Regions from separate parts of the Homo sapiens genome. Here region 1 is linked to region 2. A link is a contact called in ENCODE Hi-C or POLR2A ChIA-PET data. All regions are on one chromosome and are shown on one strand. Each heading gives the region's core, a stretch centred on a gene start or an enhancer-like site at or near the end of the contact. The rest is flanking DNA. Distances are from core to core; before and after follow the strand shown.

Region 1 (2,955 bases), core at 22-2,521, 33 kb after region 2:
TTGGGGAGGAGGGAGAGGTAGGTGGAACAGAGCCTATGGTGGGGAGGGGGCTGTGTAGGCGATGGTGATGGGGCAAGGACAGATGGGAGAAATAATGAAGAAGGGGACTGTGCTAGTCAGGTCTCTTCTAGTTTCGGTACCAGAAACCCAACCAGAATACATGAAAAATGGGCTGCACCGGCTTCACCCCTGGCAGGCATGGGATGGTATCGGCTCAGGAGCACCTGGATCAGCTGGGACTCTTACCCTCTCTACTCTGTTGGTTTCCTTCTCTTCTGTTCTTGAACTCCTGGGCACACATGATCCTCTGGCCTCAGCCTTTAGAGTAGCTGGGACCACAGGCGTGCACCATTATGCCTGGCTAATTAAAGAACTTTTTTTTTTGGTAGAGTCAGGGTCTTGTTGTGTAGCCCAGGCTGGTCTCCAACTCTTGGGCTCAAGTTATCCTCTTGCCATGGCCTCCCAAAGTGTTGAGATTATAGGCACGAGCCACCACACCCGGCCTAGGCTCTTTTCTAAAGCACACTCTGTCACTGGGTCTGGGAAGTCCTCCCTGATCTCACCCCGGTCCAACAGAGCTGGGTGCTCCCTCCTCTGGGCCCAACGTTCCTGCTATGGCCCTCTCTCCAGGTACATCTCACCCTGTGCTCCAGTGAGGGACCCGCATAACTATGTCCTCCTAGGCTGGGAGCCCTCGTGTGTGTACTGCCTGCCTTTAGTTATCACCTCCTGTTCCGGCCTCCCTCCCTGAGCCTTGGTCCCACCAGCCCTTGGGTATCTGCCTGTGTCTCTCTATATGTCCTTGTGTGAAGGCATGTTTGTGTGTGTCTGTGCTTACGGGTGTGTGTCTGTGTATACCTATAAATCTATGCACCTAGAAGACTGTGGATGTGTGGTGTGACTGTGACCGTGGATGTTTGAGTATATGCATATGTGTCTGTCTGTGTGTCTGTGTGTGGTCTTTATATATGAATTATGTGTTCCTGCCTCAGTGTGACTGTGTGTATAGGACAGTCTGGGGTACTCCTCCCCTCTGGGACTTGGTAATATCGAGGTATACAACCGTAAACACACGCAGATCCACAGAGTTACAGATCCACAGAAATAGGCCCACACAGAGATACACACAAACACACACACGCGCGCACAAGCACACACACACCCCTGCCTCCCATAACCCTGCCCAGGGCTGGCTCTGGATGGTGCTACTATTCAGATGGCAGGCTGGGAGCCCTTGTCCCAGGCAGCCTGGCTGGGGTGGATTCCCGGGACTTCCCCTCCTCACATGAGAATGTTTTCCTGTGTACAAGCAGTGGCTAAGAGCCAGCCTCGCCATGCAACTTCCATTTCCACTCCTGAGGCCACACCTCTGGCAGCAGGATAGCAGGCTGGCCCTGTAGGCCATTGGTTCTGGAAAACACAGAGGTATTGGAGCCTCATCCAGCTGTCTCCCTTCTCAGACAACACTCCATGAGCACTGCAGTCTTCTAGCCATGGCATCTTAGAGCCACCATGACAGGTATTTATATTACTTTTTTTTTTTTGAGATGGAGTTTTGCTCTTGTTGCCCAGGCTGGAGTGCAATGGCATGATCTCGGCTCACCGCAACCTCCGCCTCCCGGGTTCAAGCGATTCTCCTGCCTCAGCCTCCCTAGTAGCTGGGATTACAGGCGTGTGCCACCACGCCCAGCTAATTTTGTATTTTTAGTAGAGACAGGGTTTCTCCATGTTGGTCAGGCTGGTTTCGAACTCCCGACCTCAGGTGATCCACCCGCCTTGGCCTCCCAAAGTGCTGGGATTACAGGCGTGAACCACCATGCCCGGGCAGTTATTTATATTACTATACCCTGCAGGTGCTGTGGGGCACACCCACAGGATGGGGAAAGAAGAGGGAGTGGCCCATCATTTATCAGGTAGATCCTGACATACCCCCAAAAGTCTATTCATTCCTGTATCCCCAGTTCCTAGTACAGTGCCTGCCACATAGTAGATGCTCAATAAATGTATGTGGAGCAAATTAATGAAGGAGGGCATTACTAGTCCATCTCACAGACATGGAAATTGAGGTTCAGAGAGGCAATTTGTTCAACAGTGACCAAGGGACAGAGACAGGATTGGAACCTAGGAACTGTCAAGGTATCAAGCCCCAGTTTGTTCCACTGTATACTAGGTTTACTCAAACTGAATAAGTGAAGTGTGAGCTCATCGCTGGGGCCCTGGAGGTCATCCACACTCATCTTCACTGCTTATTCTAAGTCTCAATTTCCCCATCTGTACAATGGGTTCAATGATAGCGTATCAGGTATGAAGTCACAAAATGGATGTATAAGAAATATAACTTTCTTTTTTATCACTGACCTGGATTTCTATTTTGAGCCCTCATTTCATTGAGTATAGCAGAAACATAATCTTAGTCATTTGGGGACCTCCTACCTGGGGATGATGTCTAAGTTGGGGAGACTGAGCAGAGGCGCTTTTGTAGTGACAGGCATGGGGGTTGGAGCCACGTCCTCGGGGTTGTCTGGCCCCTGTTGAGATGCTACCTCTCCTTTGTGGCCGGCACTCAGAGTCACAGCTACACTGACTTTTGTTCATCCCAAATCTGTCCAACTCCAGCTCTCAGCCCCTCCCAGGTGCACAGAGTTTGTTCTGGACCTGGGTGTGTGCTCCAAGTCCAGCCCCAGCACTTAGCAAATGTGACCTTAGCAATTCTCCTAACCTCAGTTTTCTTATCTATAAAATGGGGATAATAATTGCACCTGCTTCACAGGGTTGGTCATCAGAGTAAAGAAATTAATCCACAGTGAATGCTTAAAACAGCAGCAGGCACATGGTCACTGCTCAGTAAATGTGATTTTAGCTATTACAGTGATCTGTCCTTTTCTGGGGAGACTCAGCTCAGGATGGCGTGGAGGCCAGATGGGGCCCCTGCTCTCAGGTCACCTCTACACCTGC
Region 2 (2,921 bases), core at 96-2,595:
AGAGCCTTCTGGTAGGGGAAACTGATTAGGGCTAGGAGCAGGTGTGCTCTGCAATCCAAAGGGCATGGTCTTTGGGGTTCAGCTAATCTTGGGTTCAAATCCTGGCCCATTGCTGTGTGACTTTGAGCCAGTTGCTTCACCTCTCTGAATTTTAGTTTGCCCATCTGTGAAATGGGAATGGCAATCCCTTTCTGGTCAAGTGAGAAGAGAAATGAGGCAATGTGCATATAAGGAACCTGGCACTTAGTGAGGGCTCCCTCCGTCGGGGCTGTGATCATTTTCATAAGGGATGGAATGGCCCAGCCTTTTCCAGAAAAGTGCTCAGTGGAAGGAGTCTTGAATCACAAACTGGCATTCCCTGCAGGCATTCTCAGGGGTTCAGGAGTTCACTGAACACAGGATTTAGACTCAACAAGGCCAGAATTCAACTCCTGTGTGACCCCACTGGTGGCTTAACAGGCTCAGTCTCCTCATCTATAAATGGAGACCATATTATCTGCTTCCCAGGGCAGCTGAGTGGTTTCACTGAGATCCAGTGGAAGGGCCTGTTAGAGTGATGGGAGCATGGTTGGTGGGCCTTCTCCCTTAGTAAATGACAACACAGTGGAGGTACTGAGTCCCCAAGAAAGGACTTCCTAATTTGGACCAGGGAGGTGGTTGGCGTGCGTATGTGACATTCAAGCAGGCTGACAAAGGAGGCATTGTGTGAGCTGAGCCAGCTTTGTGGGGACATATCTAGTGCCTAGGATGGTGCTTGGCACACAGTAGGAGCTTAATAACCATTGGTTTTACTGATTAACCAGCTGAGTAGGTGCTGGCCAGGCAGAGATGGTGGGGAAAGGTATTCCAGGAAGCAGGAACAGGCCTGAAGGAGCCCGTGTTCCCAGAACTGTAAATAGTTTTGTGTGGGAGGAGTATGGGGGTGGGCAGCTGGGAGTGGGGTGTGGGGGGTGCTGCTGGGTCTGGAAACGGGGCCTCAGTGGGTGGTCCTGCTCTCAGGCACGAGCTTGGGGACAGGCATCAATGAGCAGTGTGAGTCAGGGTGGCCAAGAGTGACGTGAGAGGGCAGGTGGCTGGGATTGATGGGGCGGTGACGGAGGCGTCCCAGCCCTGGGTTGAGGAGGGGGCCTGGCTTTCCCAGGGTTGCATTGTCAGCTTCTGTCTAGGCACAGGGGACAGAGTGGGCTGCTGTAGGGCAGCCAGTCTGCACCTCAACAGAGACTGGCCAGCCCGGCTGAGCCAGGAACAGGGCTGATGGGAGAAGGCGGGCGGGTGGGTGTCTGGGCACCACAGGCCAAGGTGGCCGCCAGACAGGCTGATGCCAGGGGAGGGAGCCAGGTCCTGCCAAGCCAGCCTGTCTGTGGTGAGACTCGGTTGGGCCGTGGGCCCTGCCAGCTCCCTCAGAGGCTTTTGTGTTCATTTCCTTTCCACCCCCCTTTTCAGTTTCCTCGTAAGGTCCCTCACGAACAGTCTCAATGGGGTCTCAGCAGAACCAGGGGACCCGGAAGTTTCACAGACCAGAGAACACCAGGGATGGAGACTCAGGGAGGATGTGCGCTCTCTAATAACAAAAGTGCTATGGGTTTATCGGAGAAATTGTGGAAAATACAGAAAGGTCCTGAGAAGAAATTAAAGCTGCCTGTAATCCCACCACCCAGAGAGAGCCTCTGGGAACCTTTAGTTATAATGCAGCATTTGGAAATTCACTTTGATAGTGAGTTCATTAAAACAGGATCAAGTTCTACATATTTTTTGTAACCTATTTTTTAAACATAATGATGATACTCATATTAATAGCCAGCATTTACTGAGCAATTTGTTAATGGGTGAACATGCCCAGCCTCCTTCTGTAAACCCCACGAGGTGGGCATTCTTATCTTTGTTTTACCAGTTAAAGCAGCCTGAGAGAGTTAAATATCTGCCCAAAGTCACATCGGAATTGAGAGAGCCATCTGCATATTCCTATCAACAGCTATACTGTCTTGTCTTCTGATGATCAATATGTGCATTTTCCTACATCCTTCAATATTCCTTGTAGCAAGTAAAAAAAAGCCTTCTATGACACATTTATGTCTTTTAATAACCTCATTAGACAGTGTAGATTTGTGAGAACTCAATTGTTGATAGCTGCGTAATATTCCATGTTATGGTTGTACCCTCATTTATTTAACTCGTCCCCTGTCGTTCAGTATGTGGGTTATTTCCATTTTTTCCCTCTCGTAAATTACATTGTCCTGGATCTCCTTGACCTAAGGATCAAATTCTTGGGAGTCCAGAGTGTCAGAATCAGAAAGGCCCTTAGACCACCATGCTTGGTTTTCCATTTTGCAAATGGGGCAAAGGAAAGGCAGAGAAGGGGGAAGAGGATTTGTCCACGGTCTTGGAGGCTGTGGGCGCCTGAGCCAGGGCTGCTACCTGCTCTCCTGTTGGGGCTGGGGTGGGGATGTGGGTGGAGGCAGGTGCCACAGTGGGAAAAAGGGCATCCTGGGGGGATGGTGGGAACACAGGGCTGGGTAGAGGGCAGACTGGAGGTGACAGGAGAGATACAGGCTTGGGGTAGGGAGGGCTCTGCTGCCATGATATCTTTGCAGAGGAGTTGACTGGGATGGGACAGGCCCAAAGGGAACATTTCCTGCCCTCTGAGCTGCCTTTGTAGATGGGAGTAGGGGGTGGGGATAGGTTTGGTTTGTGAGAGGCTTGAGTGTGTGAGTTGGGGCGAGTGGGAGGGTGTGTGTCTGGGCTTGGTGGATTTTTCTTGGGGGGGGTCTGTGGTGTTTCAGCTTGGCCTTCTCTGCCCTCCCCATTCCACTCCTCCCCGGGCTTCTGCTCTCTGGGACTTGGGCTCCATAGCCCCTTCCCCAGCAGGTGCAGTCCTCGTGCCCCTCATCTCCAGCCACAAGTGGGTGTGGGACTGCCGGCTT

The links. A loop is a pair of places that touch in the nucleus more often than their neighbours do. ChIA-PET counts read pairs that join two places held with the same protein, here RNA polymerase II (POLR2A). Pooled maps may share reads with other maps.
Region 1: a map of Right ventricle myocardium inferior shows a loop between it and region 2 (2.1-fold over the local background). The contact joins two enhancer-like sites. A Hi-C loop is called at or near these places in 4 of 168 maps with a recorded cell type or tissue (Right ventricle myocardium inferior, cardiac septum, heart left ventricle and 1 more), 2 of 37 single-sample maps with no recorded cell type and 4 of 50 pooled maps. POLR2A ChIA-PET finds 5 or more read pairs at or near these places in 7 of 52 experiments (H1, HCT116, K562 and 3 more).

What each region holds. Positions count from the first base shown.
Region 1 is chr1:30,850,578-30,853,532 of GRCh38, reverse strand. No RefSeq gene overlaps it. Among named protein-coding and RNA genes, the nearest start is that of LINC01778, 27 kb to the right of the region's middle. RefSeq lists an enhancer at 2,759-2,955. Within about 2 kb of position 1,271, at least 8 of the 41 ENCODE cell types and tissues checked have a DNase peak (open chromatin) inside an H3K27ac peak, as active enhancers do.
Region 2 is chr1:30,884,120-30,887,040 of GRCh38, reverse strand. All of the region lies in intron 1 of SDC3 (syndecan 3), which reads left to right. Among named protein-coding and RNA genes, the nearest start is that of SDC3, 23 kb to the left of the region's middle. RefSeq lists an enhancer at 765-1,265. Within about 2 kb of position 1,345, at least 3 of the 41 ENCODE cell types and tissues checked have a DNase peak (open chromatin) inside an H3K27ac peak, as active enhancers do.